2 separate regions of the Mus musculus genome follow, and region 2 is linked to region 1. Evidence: chromatin loops called from intact Hi-C (ENCODE). Cell type or tissue: heart. All regions are shown on one strand.

Region 1 (8,000 bases):
TATGCATGCAAATCCAGGTGCCACAGAGGCATCATATCCTCCGAGAGCTGGAGTTACAAAGGATTGTGAACCACCTAATATGGGTGCTAGGAATCCAACTCTGACCCTCTGGAAGAGCAGTATGTGCTCAAGTGCTGACCTGGCTCTCGCTCCAGCCGCTCCACAGTTTAATTGGTTTTTGTTTGTTTGTTTGTTTGCTTGTTTAAAATAGGGTCTCACTTTGTAACCCAAAGTGACCCCAAGCCAGGAATCCTCCTACATTGGCCTCCAAACTTCTATGACTGCAGGAGTTCACTTCCACAGCCCAGGCTCGACTTGTATCGTTTCATATCCTTTATTTCAAGAGCTTGGCAGAGTACAGATAGTTCAAAACTGTTGCTCAGATTAAGTGCCGAAACCATCCGTAAAGACAGGACTTCTCTGTGGTGTCAAGAGCATCAAACTGTCGAAGCTACCTCCTGCGGCCACAGAACTCACCAACAGGCCTTCAGGCCCTACAGGACCCCAGCTCCCTTAAATATTTATGGAAGAATTAAAAAAAAAAAAGCTTCAAGACATTCGAATGACAAGTCAAGGTGCCTTGCAGGCCAATGAAGAACAGAAATCACTTAAATGCACCACCCAAAGAAAAACACAAAAGGCACAGAGTAACTGCAAACCAAATTATAAAACACCAAGAAACAGGCGACCTGGCAATCTTGCCCAGTTTGATAACTGCTCTTTCTGCAGACCCTTCCCCTAACGAAAAGTCCTTTCTAGACTCTAGACTCCACAGTTCCGGAAAGACAACTGGTTAAGTGACCTCATCCGCAGGTTTCCAAATTCGAGGGAACTTGACTTGTGCTGCCAAGAAGGGCCATGGGGGAAGCATGGCAAGAATTGCACTACCCGCCCCGCCAAGCCAGACCCCACAGTGAAAACCATCGCCAGTTCTCCTGATGAAGCCCAGCCTTTCAATCTCTCCTAAGAACTAGGAGACAACTTTAATGTGCCAAGTGGGAAAAGGCCAGGGTCTTTCCAACTTGCCAAAATGGTGTACACCAACCCTTTTATTCTTGAGGGGAAGAGTGTAAAGTTAAGGATAAGGATAGAAAAGATAGCGCTGTCTGGCTGCTCCCTTAAATGAGATCATCCATTTTGTGTCTCATCTTTAATCATACGCACAAGGATTAAAACACAAGTCACAAATTCCAGAAGGTCTACCTTCTGAGGAGGAGGAAAACTAGCCCCCCCCCCCCCCCCCACACACACACACACACACACTGGCTGCCTCAGGGACGTGAGGCATGCTTCCTGCCAGTGGAGCAGCTAACATGCAGTCACAGAAATAGCTTTCTACCTATGGCCAAACTGACTGCCATCTGCCCCTCTCCTAATCTCCCTAGCTTCAAAGGAAGCTACTAGCCAACAGACCAGACTGGGAGATGCCTGACACCCGAACCCCAGAGCCCACATAGACACGGAAAGGAAGGTCCAGCTCCGAAGCTGTCCTCTGACCTCCCACGCGTACAATGGCTCAAAAGCACACACACAGTTTTTAAAGAATAGGTACACGTATGTCCTCATCTACTGATGCTGAACACTGGCCATGGAATCCTACACATCCACTTCCCAGTCCATGGATGTCCGCACACCTCCCTGCCTCTGGTCATTTCTCCACATTTACTGACTCTCCCTCTGTTTCCCACCTAGAACAGAAAACCTCAAAGCCAAAGGCCTGCACAGCCACCAAGCAAATAACCCACTCATCAAAAAAGTGATTTCCAGTCCCAACTTTGAAATACGGAAGAGGTCACAGAACCAAAGGAACCTTGGAGATGGTCCAGAGAAGTTGAGCGACTTGCTTCCCAAATTACAGGGATGGCTCCACTAAATTCTTCCCATTAAAAAAAATATTTCAACTCATTCATTAAGTGAATATTAACTAGGCCAGGCACTTGATTGGGTGGATGAGAATGTACACTCAGTACGTTTTAATCTTCCTGGACACAAAACGGTGGGGTGAAAATGTACCTGGGGTGTTTTTTCCAGGGGTGCTGTCTACAAACAAATGGAATAAACGCCCAGAGATGGAGAGTATTGAGCCAGGGAACCTAACCAACCCAAGAGGATAGGTAGAGCACCTATGCTTGGCTCCTGCACTATCAGGCCTTTTAAGGAGGGAAAGGGGTGTTCGCAATAACTCAAGGAATGAATTCAGGGTTCCAGGGTGGCCTGGATGCCAGCACCTGGTCCTGGAGAACGCCCATTTATAGAACATTACAACCGTTTCTGCACAAATTTCAACCAGCCTCTACTCCTAAGACTCACTACAGCTTCGATACACCTCTCTTTCTGTTGTCTTCAGAGGTGGCTTGAGGGTGTGTTAGCTTGCTTGTTTGAATACAGATGGAACTGAGGTGGCCAGCTTCGAGCATGAAGAGTAGAATTTCCTACTCACAGGCACTTCTCGCAGGCCAGAACCTGGAGCAGTCTGCCCACTGACCCTTTCAACCCCTAATCTTTGAACCCGCCTCAGCACAAGACAGAGGAATGTGCAGAAGGCAGCACAAAGCCAGGTAGACTTTCTGGTTTAGCTCACGAGGGACGTAGGTCGGTGCTGTCGCGCAAGGCAGAAAGGGGATACATAAGAGGTGTAACTTAAAGGACTTTTGACGATATCAACTACAGGCAGAGTCCCAAAGCATTTCCAAAAAAAATTACTTGGAAATGTTAGGAGACAAAACTATCAAACTGATTGATGTCTCTATTTTGCGGGAGACTGGAAGCAGCGTTAGGGCGCAGTAAAACCTGACTCCGGAGCAGAGCCTCCATTCGCTCCGGCCGGCGCCAAAGCGTGCTCAGCTGGGCCAGGCGGGAGCCCCGGGGCAGCTCCCACGCACAGCTCCTCGCTCCCGCGCCACCGAGGGCCAGGATCGGGGAAAGGAACGCGCCCGAACCTCCTGGGAGAGGAATGCCCTGGAGCTTATCTTATCCCCTAAGGAATCGCCTATTCCTCCAGCCCGGTCTTAGGAGCACTGAGCCATCCCACTTGGCCGGGGAAGACGATCCTCCCGCCTTCCTCGCCACGCCGCAGCCCGAACGCGAACAGGACCCCGCTTACTTTTGGTGGCAGAGATGAGGTTCTTGCCGTCTTTGATGAGCTCTTTGATGAACTTGTTGGTCCTCTCGAGCTCCGCTTCGTGCGCGCGGATCCTCTCCCGGAACCACGGGCTGTCGAGGTAGCAGTCGCTAAACTCCAGGGGCTGCAGCCCCATGACTGCGGCGGTGCGCGCGGGCGCAGGCCGAGCTGGGCTCCCAGGCGGCGGCAGCGAGCGGCTAGCAGGGCTGAGCGCGCGGCGAGCGCAGCACGGTCATGTCCAGCCCAGCCCAGCGACCCTGGAGAGTACGCGGCGCAGCTCCCCAATCCCGGCAGCCCCCGGCAGCAGCAGAGGCCGCCGCCCGGCCCCGCCCCGCCTCGGGCGCGCCCGCCCCGCCCCGCCCCCGCCCGCACGCCCCTGCTCTCCCGCCCGGGCGCCTTCGGCTCTCCTCCTCCCTGCCCTTCCCCGAACGCCTCTTCCTTCTCTTCCCCACGCGCAGTCGCCCCTCCTCTTCCTTCCGAGGCAGCGGCGATGGAGAACGTAGTCTGTGCCCTCCACCCCCGGACGCCTGCACCTCCCCGATCTCGGCTCACAAGGTCCAGGTGACTCAGGCTGGTCCCCGAAGTGGACGCCTGACCGAACGGGATGGTGGGTTTGTAATAGCAGGCCTCGGTCCCCGAGATCAGACGACTTAAAAGTCGGGGCGGGTGGAAATGATTGACTCATTTTATCTGTGTACCGAAGGAAGGGTGCTTCGCTGTGCAAGGGCTCGCACGCCGGGTGCTCTCTCTCCTTGTCTAATCAGCTGCCTTCGCGGGAATGCTTAACGTCTCCAACTCAGCGTGGACTCTACAGATTCTAGAACATTTTTCTTCGTGTCCATACTGAATGGCTTAGGACAAGGGAGCGTGTGGCTAAACCGCGTTGACCCTGCTTGTGTTCTATTCTGGAGATTAAATTTACACGGGTAGGAGAGGCGATCTGCTAAAAATAGCCCGCCGAAAGTAAATGCCAGACTTTTTGTGGTTTTTCACCATGGGAGGCTGCGTGGACAAGTGTGAATTCGTGTCAGTGCGCCCACAAAACTCCTTTCCTATTCCATGCGTTCTAAAGCAGAACTCAATACCTTCCTCAAATGTATACAGCAAATCTTACACTGGAGACACTTTATCAACTAGCAATTTTTAAGCAATTAACATGTGCCAGGTGCACACATGGCATACATTTTTCACAAACTCACAACACATGTTTACATGTAAAGGTTTAATGATGGTAATAGTACCAGGAAACTTCAAAGTGATTCTTTAAAAACGTTCCGACTGAGTGCAGTAATTAAGAGTTTGTTTGGCCCGTGAGCTGTAGGAGGAGTCTTAACCCTCTGGGAAGCATCTAAATATGCCTACTCTATAAACTCTGTTAAATAACAGCACCATTTGAGTGCCACAGATGAGGCCACTTTAATGTCCATCCTCAGACTTCAAAAGACTTTTACCAATAACTCCTAGGCAGTTTGAAAGGTTCATTTCCTACTAAAATCAGCAAGGAGTCTACCGAGGAAAGAAAGAGGCAAGGGGGAGGGAAAAACTGGAGACTGAATTAGGGCCTGGCAAAAGAGCGAAACACACTCCAGGCTCTGCAGAAACAAAACCCTAAACCCAGGCAGGAATATGGTCTGAGGCTGCAGTAATCCTCGATCCCATAAGCTGAGGCAAGAGGATAGAGAGTTTAAGGCCAACCTGGACTACCTGGTATGAGGCCAGGCAGGGCTACATAGCAAGATCCTGTCTCACAAACAAAGCTGGGGGTGGGGGTGGGAGTGGGGGAGTATTGGCTTGAATAAGAATGATTCCCACACAGGATTGGGCTTCTCTGTTTGAATGTTAGGTCCCTAGTGTGGAACTGTTGGGTGGGGGGGAGGGAGGGGTAGGTGGCATGGCTTTACTGGAAAAGGTTTGCCTGCAGGTTGGCTTTCAGGTTTTAAAAGCCCAAACTGTCTTTCTCTGCCTCATTCTTGTGAATTAAGATGTAAGCTCTCATCTACTGCTCTAGCACCATGCCTTGCTTGCCTGCCACCATGCTAAACGCCATGATGGGCATAGACTAACCCTCTGAAACTGTAAATAAGCCCCCAAGTAGATGTTCTTTTATAAATCACCTTGGTCAGTGTGTCACAGGACTGTAACTAAGTCAACAAGCTAGATTACTCAATGAATAATGTCTGTCTCCAAGCCAACCCACATTGTAGAAAGAGACACCACTCCCAAAAGTTGTGCTCTGGCCTTTATCCACACCTGTGCTTATATGTGCTCTCTCTCTCTCTCTTTCTCTCTCTCTCTCTCTCTCTCACACACACACACACACACACACATACACATGCACACACAAACACACACACACACAAAATAATTTTCTTAAAGCAACTGGGCATACCCTCCAAAAGAAAGATTGCAGAGGCTTCCTCAAAGAGTTCAACATAGAGGATCAATACAGAATGAGCACGAAGGTGGGTGGAGAATGAAAACATCCACTGATAGCCCAAAATGGAGTCAACCCAAATAGCCACCAATGCAAAATTAAGCCACGAGGGAAAAAAGAGAGTCAGGATGCCATGTGCTACAGAACAATGAACTGTGGACTCACAATGCCAAGAGAGCCACCCGTAATGTCATCTGCTCATACAACATATCCAGGTCAGAAAAACTCGCTGAGACAGAACGTGCGTTCGTGGCTGTGGAGAAGTATGGACAGGGCCCAGGTGTGAGGAGCCTCCTAGGCAGGTGTCACCCGTGCTGCTGCAGGCCTTTAAGCATGGTGGTGGTATGAGCTGCCTTGAGATCTCTCTCTTGTAGCTTTATGGAGATTGACAGTCTATAGGAAAGCTATCAGGAAAGAAGTAGCATAGCTTTAACTCTCCAAGGTGACAATGGGGACAGAGCAGTCAGTGCTCTTAACCACTGAGCCATCTCTCCAGCCCAGTAGACAGCCGTCTTAACAATACCATAATGCCTTGGAAAGTGCTATTCTACACTTAGGTAACCTTACGGGGCTGGTGAGATGACTCAGGGGTTAAGAGCAATGTGATCTGATGCCCTCTTCTGGTGTGTCTGAAGACAACTACAGCGTACTCATACACTAAATAAATAGATACATCTTTAAAAAAAAAAAAAAGTATGTAACCTTACGGTATAGCTTGGCTCCCAAAGAGCATTCTGGGGAGAAAAAGGAGAACAGATCAAAGGACCTCAGCCCTAGTGGAGTTAGGCCAGCTTTTCTCAGCCTTTCTATACATATCATTAAAAAAATTTTTTTAAAAATTTTTTTAAAAGCTTTTTTTTTCTTGATCTGGAGAGATGGCTCAGCGGTTAAGAACAGTGGCTGGTCCTCAGAGGTTCTGAGTTTAACTCCCAGCAACCACATGGTTGCTCACAACCATCTATCCTGGGATCTGATGCCGTTTTCAGGCATGAAGCTGTACAAGCAGATATAAAGGACTCATATACATTAAATAAATAAATAAATCTTTTTTTTAAAAAGGATTTTTTTTCAACTCTTTGGCCAGAACTTAGTCATGTAGACACATGTTTTGCTGCAATGGAAAATGTAATATTTTATAAGCTAAGGGGCCCCAGAGTAAAAGGGACAATAAATAGTTTCTAACACAGACTGACATTTTTATGAGTGTTATACTTAAGTTATAGCTATGCCAAAAATAAGTGATGGAATGGGATGAAGGAGTGCTCACTGGGAATCTCTCAGAGCCCCTGAGGCTGGGTCTCACAGAACAAACACACAATAGCAATGAGGAAAATACAAAGAGGCTTCTGCACGGAGAAGGTGTCGTTGATCCAGCTTCCTCCCTCTGCAGCTCTCATCACGGTCAGCCAGCAGCACTGACTTCAGCATCTAGAAAGCTTCCTTCACGGAACCAAAATGCCTTCCACATTGCCAGACACCCAAGAGCTTTGCCTTTCATTAGCTCGAGGGATGACCCCACTACGACTCATTCATTCCTAATCACACCGGCTTAGGGGAGCAGCATTCCCTTACACAGGAGAGGCTGGCCATTCTCTCAATTACTGTGGAAAAGAGGCAGGTGATGCCAAGCAGCCCATTGCACTCAATGGCCCTTGTGCAAACAAGGACAGGCTAGCCTACCAACAGGTAAACCAGATGAACAATGGATCAGTGGATCATTAACAGTATTCAATAAAAAGTACAACATTGATGCTTGTGAGAAGAAAGAAGTACTTAAGCACACTGAGTTGCATATCTAAAAATCATTGAGGTGGCACACACTTTCTTTTGTTATCTTACCACCATAAGAAAGAGCATAGTGATAGAGCTTAAAAGAGCCCCTCGTCCCTCTCTTTTCCCTACACATAACTACTGTTAACAATCCAAGGCCAGGCAGTGGTGGTGCATGCCTTTAATCCCAGCACTCGGGAGGCAGAGGCAGGAGGATTTCTGAGTTCAAGGCCAGCCTGGTCTACAGAGCAAGTTCCAGGACTACACAGAGAAACCCTGTCTCAAATTAAAAAAAAAAATCTATAATGTTCCTTTGCTTAAAAGTCAACTTACCACTGAATTACTGTCCAAATATGTTTGGTATACTCACTACATCTACATTTATTAGAGTTTGTGGCCTCAGCTTGAGAAAGATTATGTGCTGAGAAAGATTATGTGCTGAGAGCATTATGCTCGGTTAGTGCTATTTTGAGTCACTCCCAAATCTCTGCACCCTCCAGGATTGCAGTGGCTACACCGAGTGACGGGAGACGTGAACTGTTGCTGCTCTTGCTGCCAGAAGTTACTGTGACCCCCCCCCCCCAACTCAGATTCTGTGAGAGTTCTTGATGACAACACTGAGCCAAACCAGCATGACCCCCTCCTTCATGGACCAGGAACCTTCAGCACACAGAA
Region 2 (8,000 bases), 77 kb before region 1:
GCCTTATTCTGATCCACAGCAGCTGTTTGAAGAATCCTAGCCCAAACAGTGCCTATCGAGTCTCAAATCTACTTTCAGGTGCTTTGAGATCACAAATTGGATTGGGTTATAAAACAAGAGCAATATAATGATCCCCAGAACCTACATTTATCTTAAAGGGGGCTGGGCGGCATAAAGGCACATGTTTGCAATCCCAGGATGTGAAGACGGAGACAAGAGGACCCTGGCTGGTGCACACAAGTCAGCCAGCCTGGCCAAATCACCAAGCTCTGGGCCAGTGAGACACCCTGTCACAGAACAAAGCGAAGTGGGTAGTTCCAGACCCTTGGAGACACATGGAAAAACCCCTCAGGGCTGTCTGTAAGGGCCTGGTCACCTATGCTGTCAATAGGGCCCTGTGGCTTGGGATGATACACCCTCTGAAAGCATGAGAAAGATTTTAGAAAGTGGAGTACCTTATACCAAAAGGATGTGAACCCTCAGATGTGGCCATTACATGGTGCTCTCTAAGCTGTGCTGTGAAGCTGTGTCATGATAATTCACGCCCTACTGTCTAAGGTGCCAGGAGTGTAGATAACTATTTCTATTAAAGAACTGTGTGAAATATTTCTAAAGCAGACGCTGCTCTTACACATTAATCTTCAGCAGGTGTACAAGGTCAATGATCTCACTATGGCATATTTCAAACCCAAGGCATCATGGGACTAGCTCATTTTCACGTCCCTCCCTTACCTCTACCTACCACTGGTAGGCCTCCCTCTTCCCAGTGCTTTGTCCTGTGTGCAGCCATGCAGTGAGATATATACTGCTGCATAAACTTTCCCCGGCTAAACCAATTCATTATTAAATAATTTAATTACCCTCCATATCCACACTCATGCTGTGTGGGAGCTTACAAGCAACTTCACTAGATACCTCCAGGGACCTAAGCAAGGCTTACATCATCACCTGCCGCCATTCCCACACCTTGCAAGAACTGATTGCCACCCCAGTTCACTGTTTCCACGTGTAGTCTCTCTCTGCCCTCCTCTGTCCCCTCTTCTCTGCCCTCATAGCTCTGCTCCCATGTGTCTTCCCTCTCTCCAGGGCCTCACTCCCGTCCCTTCCCCCTTTTTATCAGATCCGTTACAGGATGTCATTTCTCTGGGGGACATCTTGGCGTGGGCCTGCCAGATACACCTCACACATTCATTGTATTTCCCAACACTGTGACCCTTTCTCCAGCTGGCTGCTCTCCAGGACTGTAGCTTTTCCTGTCAATGTACATCCCAGTCTCATACGATTAAAATGGCCAGTTAAGTGCTCTTATTTTTCTTAAGGAGCTGAGCTGGTAAAAGAATTGAATCAAAAAAAATTCTGCCATTGAGAAATCATTCCATCTTCACCTCAGCAGAGCAAGGTGTGCCCTGCCACCGAGACCGTCAGAAAGCCGCTGCGCCCTTTCTGAGACGATCAGAAGGCCACTCTCTGCTCACTGCGGCTCGGCCCTAACTGCTTCTCTCTTTTCAGCACAGAAAATAATTTTGTTTTGTTATCCAAATATCCTCAGCCAAAAAGAAAGAATGACACCAATACCTAACACCTGCAAGAGAAGAGGGCAGCACCCAGAGAAGGGTCAGATGCCAAGAAAGCCCAGTACAGCCCTTGGTTTTTAAGGTCAGCTTAAACTGACTCTTAGCCCTGTTAAAGAAACAAACATTAAAACACATTAGTTGTATAGTAATAACTCAAAATCACTAACCTAAATTCACTAAAACCAGTGAGTATTATATTTATTTGGTTGGCCGATATTTTTGAGACAGGCTTTCTCTGTGTAGCCCTGGCTGGCCTGGAACTCACTTTGTGAACTAAGCTGGCCTGGAACTCACAGAGATCCCTGTTTCTGGCTCCTGGCCGGCAGCATTAAAGGTGTGCACCACCACTGGCCAGAGGGTTGCAATGAGCTCATAGCAACAGCTAGACCTAAGGACTGAGGTCTACGGTGTGTAGGTCTGAAAATCAGCTAAGGACTGAGGTCAACGGTGTGTAGGTCTGGAATCAGGATGGGAAAACAAGAGAACTGAAGGCCCAGTGCTCAGTCCACAGCCACCCCGTGAACAGTACAGATCGCCTCCATCCCAACAATGAGCGTTTCACAGTTATTAGTCCAACTGCCACATTTCTATTGTTATTCCAGTAAGAACAAGAAGGATCCTCTGAGAATGTTCATCGATTTCAATCCTAAATTCCAATTACCTTGAAACCAACACATCAAGAAGGTTCGAACTACAGTTCTAAAAACCTGTTTTAGATTTATTCCCAGAATACTGCCTATAGCCTAGGCTCAGATTTACAAGAACAAAAGAAAAGAAAAAGAAATGAAAAGAAAAAAGTCAAGTCTATGAATTATAAAACTTTAAGAGTCCCCTTCCTAACATCTGTGCTCTACAAAGTCTTTAGGCTGCATGTGTACTTGCATGCACACATCCCATACATGCACACACATCAGGCAAAAGTTGGCTAAAAGGGAGAGGAACAAAGCAAATCCACGATGAACTCTGAGAGGAAAAAGCAGTGTTTGACTGTAATTTTAAAATCTAATGCCTTTTACTGGTAACAATTTTTAACTTAGACTTAGTTAATATGAACCATAACTCAAAAACTGCTGGACATCTCAGGAGGGCATTAGCGTACCAAGGACACTGGACCCAGTAGCCTTGTTTAACCTTGGTCCTCTCTCCTCTCTGCATGTGTGGCAATAAGGACCCTCATTTTATCTTTTTAACAAAATAAATACTTGGGCAGAACACTGTGAGAAGGAACTCAAAACCCACAGAAATAAGTGATGAAGTTAGTCTCTCAGAAGGCTATAAAAGCATCCTTAGACAGAATGTTAAAGTTTGGCTTTCCAGTTGTAAGTAAGAAAAAGAAAATTATAGTTCCTTCAATCGATGCTATTATAGACAGAGTTGGAGTTAAAATACTGCACTCAATAAGGCAGCAAACTCAAAAGGGGAAAAAAATCAAAGAAAGAACTCTTCAAAATGAGCATTTCATCACCAACAAAAGGGGCTGGGGCCTCCAGCCTCTCTAGGTGCACGGGCCACCCTTGACTGGCAGGGGGCCACCACCTGGGCTGAAGGGCTCATGCTAATGTGGTCCCTTAGATGGCTACAAGCTAAGCACCTGTCTTATACAAGAAGCTCAAATCCCCACTGCACCCTCAGGAGCTAGAACATGGCCAAGCCCAGAAAGAACGGGCTTTTAAAACTATGTGCTGCTGCAGAGACAGACAGCTCAGCCATTAAGAGCGCTGACTGCTCTTCCCTGGCTCAGTTCCCAGCACACACTTGGCAACTCACAACTGATTGTAAGTCCAGTTTCAGGGGATCCGACATGCTCACACAGACAGACATGTGGGCAAAACACCATTGCATATGAAATAAAAAACACACAAGTTTTTCATCCCCAACATCCACATCAGAGGCTCACAAACTTCCAGAAACTCCGGTTTCGGAGGACCCATCGCCCCCTGCTGGCCTGTATGGGTAGCCATGCAAGTATGGCATATGCACATGGAGACACAGACACATAAAAGAAAAAAGAAAAACCACTCAAAAATTTACTATTAAAAAAGCCTTGCCAGTGACTGAAGCCCTAACAACTTAGATGATGAAAAGAGCAGTGTACACAAACACAAAATGTCCAGCTGCTGTTGATAACACAAACACTAGCAAAGAGTCTCTGCCTGCTGTTGTGCCCCACCAACAAATCTGATACAAAAGTTTGTTTCTGCTAGTCAGAACAATACATAGACACAGGGGAAAAAAAAAAAAGGCTACAAAAGCCAAGGTCTACATCAGAGGAAGGGGGAGCCAGCCCAGAAAGGCTTCCCAAGGGGCTGACGGTTAGATGAGGATCTGACCCCAGGAAATGAAGGGAGTGGCCGGGGAAAGGAGAGGGGAGGCCGAGATGGTAACATGCTATGCTCAAAGTGACTCTGAGAAAGCTGAGCAAGACCGTCCACCGGCGTGAGCCTCCTTCCCTGGCCGTGCTTAGCTAGAGGCTGCGGAAGGAGGGGCCTGGCCTTTACACTAATGCAGCAGCGAAGTCCACAACCCATCATTCTCCCTCTCCCTGCATCAGGGACAGGACTAGTGAGTGACAGGCAAAACTCCCAAGAGTTCTCCACAGGATCACGGCAGCTAGTAATCCCTTTGACTTCCAACAAACCCCACCACCAGAATAAGACCATCTTTATTGACAATAGCATGCCACAAAGGCGGGGGGGGGGGGGGGGGGGGGACGGGACACACCGGACCTCCAGGATCTCCTATACTATAATGAAAAGTATTATTACGCTTTATTATATGTGAACTTATATTTCAGTTTCTCCAAAGAGCTTCTTGAAAGTTGGTTTATTTTCATCACATACATGTATGAACAAAGAAATAAACTACTTGTGTTAAGATATTTCTAAAACTTCTTCAGAGCCCAAACACTTCTGAATCACCTTCCATCTTAGTCACCAAAATCTGTTCCCCACCCTCCCCCCCCACACACACACACACATACACACACATACAAATCTTTCTCCCTCTGTACCTCCAGGAATACTGGAAACATAGCGCTCCTTTAGAGGGTATCCCACCTCAATATCCAGGATTTACTCCCAACTTAGCACCCACTTTAGAGACACTGGTTGCTAGAGCTGCATTGTTCATTGACTTAACTAGGTCTCTAAACAAGGTTTCTAAGCTAAGAGAGATTGACCTCTCCCTCTGTAACCAGTCCATCATTTAAGGACTGAACTGAAATCCTGACAACCTGCACTTGTTTACACAGGCAAGAAGAAACACCCAAACTCGCATCTACTCAAGCCGACGGTAGCCATGGATGTACTGATTACACATATTCCCCCATGCTCAAAGCTGGAGGGAAAGAGCTGGTGCAGACCGCTGAGACAATGTGTCCAAAGGGAGCACAAAGCCAGGATTCAATCTCCAGCCTATGCCCCTCCCTCCCCATCCCCCCACACCCCATCCCACCCAACCCCCACCCTGGCCAAGAAGAGGTGAGGAAAAAGACAAAGTTACAAACAGCTGAAGCCAAAAGACAGAATGTTTCTCTCCTCTGCAGGTCTCCTAACAGAGCAGTGGTTTCCAACTTAGTGAGGTAGAACCAACTGTTCACTTCAGTGCGCTACAATTTCCTCTCATCTTTCTAACTCATGCATGATCCGTGAGGCCCCAGGTCATCGAGAAGTATGCGCCATGAGATAGTCAACCCAGCTGGTTCCAATAACACTGTAGTTTAGACAATTGTAGGAACGAGCTGGCAAGATTCTGGTGGCTCCTGGTTCTGTGGGCACATGCACAATCCAAAGTAAGCCAATTCCTTAGAAACAAAGAATCTGAAATAGAGGAACCATGAGTTCCACTGGGGAAGTACAATCTGATGAGACAGGAGAGTCACACATGACAATGAGTCGGCAGAGAAGACACTGACTCATGGGACAAGAAGGCTTCTCCCAAAAACGGTTTCAAGTCTCCTGGCCATATCAGTCACACTCATACCACAATTACGAGTTACGTTTATCATGGATATAATTCCTTAAGTATTCTAGATATGCAAAAATGAATCCCCAACCGGGACATTCCTGACAGCAAGATTTACAATAGCATGCATACCTGACTAAACATATACAACAAAAGGATGATGAATTAAATTAAATGAAAATATTATCATCATTTTCAAAGAAAGAAAGAAACCTTTGTAAAATAAGTAACGGGCAACTTTTGCTTTTGTGTAGTTTTGTATCAGGTTTTCGGAGACGGGGTTAATTTGTCTAGGCTTGGTTGTCCTAAAGTTGGCCTCTAACTCATAGACATCCACCTGCCTCTAACTCCCAAGTGCTGGGATTAAAGGTGTGGCCCACTACGCCTCACACTGTCATGGACAGCTTTTAAAACAAAGTAAGAGAGTCATAGAAAAATGTGTCACTTTCTCTGGAGGAGGAGAACTGACTACTCATTTGTTATTACACACGTGACTTGTGAACAGAAAGCATAGACCGTCAAGTGGTTTATACCATTTATGGTATAAATTCACATTCATAAGCAACGTTCAACAAGAGTTGTATGGTCAGTCACGGGGAAGCCCACAGTTAAAGAGTATATGATCAGTCATGGAGGAACACAGCAGGAATGAAGCAAGCCATAGCACAGTGCTGCCCACATGGGGTGGACACTGCCACTCAGTTAACCCTTTCTGGAAACGCCCCCACAGACAAGCCTAAAGTCGGGTCTCCTGTGCAATTCCAAATCCTATCAAGGTGACAATGGAAACCAACCATCACACTAGATGGTGATGCTGGCCTAGACACCATGTTCAAAGAACACCTGCTGTGGGACACACTGAAGAAGGAGCACTACCAAAAAGCAAAAACATTCATTTACTTTAATATTACTTCAGTAACATTATAAAACATTTCTATAGAAAAAAGTTATAGCCGGGCGTTGGTGGCGCACGCCTTTAATCCCAGCACTCGGGAGGCAGAAGCAGGCGGATTTCTGAGTTCGAGGTCAGCCTGGTCTACAGAGTGAGTTCCAGGTCAGCCAAGGGCTACACAGAGAAACCCTGTCTCGAAAAACCAAAAAAAAAAAAAAAAAAAAAAAAAAGAAAGAAAGAAAGAAAGAAAGAAAGGAAAAAAGTTATAGTTTAGAATAAAAACCAAGTGTCAAACACCAAAGTGGTTATAGCAGAACTCAGAAAGTGTGTGTGTGTGTGTGTGTGTGTGTGTGTGTGTAATACATAAAGGTGAAGAGGTTGCCCTGCCCAGACCTCCTGCGTCTAAGGTGCCTCTGGGCTCCCCTGGAAAGCTCCACCTTCCATCTCCCCCACGCACTGTTCCTGCATCTTTTCTAACTCTCTAGTCCAAACCCCAACTCTGATTTGCCAGGATGCTCAGAAACTGAATCCTCACAGGCTGGCAAGAAAACAAAACTCAGTCTGTTCAAAGGATTTACTCAGAGAAGTAAATACAGTACACAGGGCTTTTTAGAGATGCTCATAAATGCTGCCACACTATTTTTAAAGTCCTCAGACTCCTGGACAGCTGCCCACCTCAGATAAGCACAGCATGTCCTGTCAGGCCACACAGAACATCACAGGAATGCTGGCAGCTCCCCTCAGACAGCATGCACACACGCAACCCTGCCAGGTCTGGCCTCTTACTATGGTCCAGCTCAGATCCCTAGTTTAGGTCTCTTCACTTCCACAGTCAGGGTCAGAAACACTACAAGAAAAAGTTATGCACCTCGAAACCCTGTCCTGAAAAACACAACACTGACAGCGCTGAGCGCATCCGCTCAAGAAGACCAAATGTTTGGGTGTGAAAGCAAACAGTGACTTCTTTTCCTAAACTGGTACTCTGCCTGCTTCCTTTTCCAGTGAGTCACGGATTTCAGTTCATAGTTTTGCTGGATGCCAGGGACTGAATCTTCACTCTGAGCACCCTCTATACTGAGCCACACCCGTAAACTCTGTATTAATAGCAACCGAGGAGTTTGGGGGACACTCAAACACATACTTCACTCTCCTTGAAATGGAAGCAGATTCCCTCTCAAGACGGACGCAGCATTTCAGCTCAGCTGTGCTTAAGTGACTAACTGATGTATGCCGGCTCTGCACTGACCTCTCCAGGACCCCCACTGCCTCTGGTACTGCAGAATTACTGAGCGCACAGGCTTTTGACCACTTCCCCTAGTGGATATCCACCTACTCAAGAGACAGAACTGTGTCACACTGTCACAACCCAGCACTGGGCATGTAGCAAGCACATAGTGGTATTTGCTAAATTAAAGATGTATGGCCCTGCTTAGGTCTGGAGTAGGCATATGAACATGCTGCTGACAGCTTAAACAGATAGGGAGTTGGTAGCCAACTTCCAGACAGATGAATTTACCTGCTAAAGCCCAAAGTCCCACAAAAAAGATATTCAGAAAAAAAAGGAAGGAAGG

The links. Peaks named below come from ENCODE experiments on the same cell type or tissue, not always from the same donor. Only the 100,000 strongest peaks of a DNase experiment are listed, where the experiment ranks them.
Region 2: a loop joins it to region 1, with 2.6 times the contacts of the local background. A loop is called at or near these places in 9 of 42 quality-filtered maps.

Annotation. Positions count from the first base shown.
Region 1 is chr8:77,514,527-77,522,526 of GRCm38, forward strand. It overlaps Arhgap10 (Rho GTPase activating protein 10), which reads right to left and starts at 3,381. Exons shown (of 23, transcript NM_030113.2): 1 at 3,104-3,381. The coding sequence starts at 3,257. It overlaps 0610038B21Rik (RIKEN cDNA 0610038B21 gene), which reads left to right and starts at 2,530. Exons shown (of 1, transcript NR_028125.1): 1 at 2,530-4,052. In heart, CTCF peaks have their summits at 3,296 and 6,171 (motif pointing left); DNase peaks (open chromatin) are centred at 895 and 3,485; H3K4me3 peaks cover 3,658 bases; H3K27ac peaks cover 3,080 bases.
Region 2 is chr8:77,437,211-77,445,210 of GRCm38, forward strand. The region is part of intron 3 of Arhgap10 (Rho GTPase activating protein 10); the gene reads right to left. Among named protein-coding and RNA genes, the nearest start is that of 0610038B21Rik, 76 kb to the right of the region's middle. In heart, a CTCF peak has its summit at 3,513 (motif pointing left); DNase peaks (open chromatin) are centred at 3,909, 5,441 and 7,161; H3K27ac peaks cover 792 bases.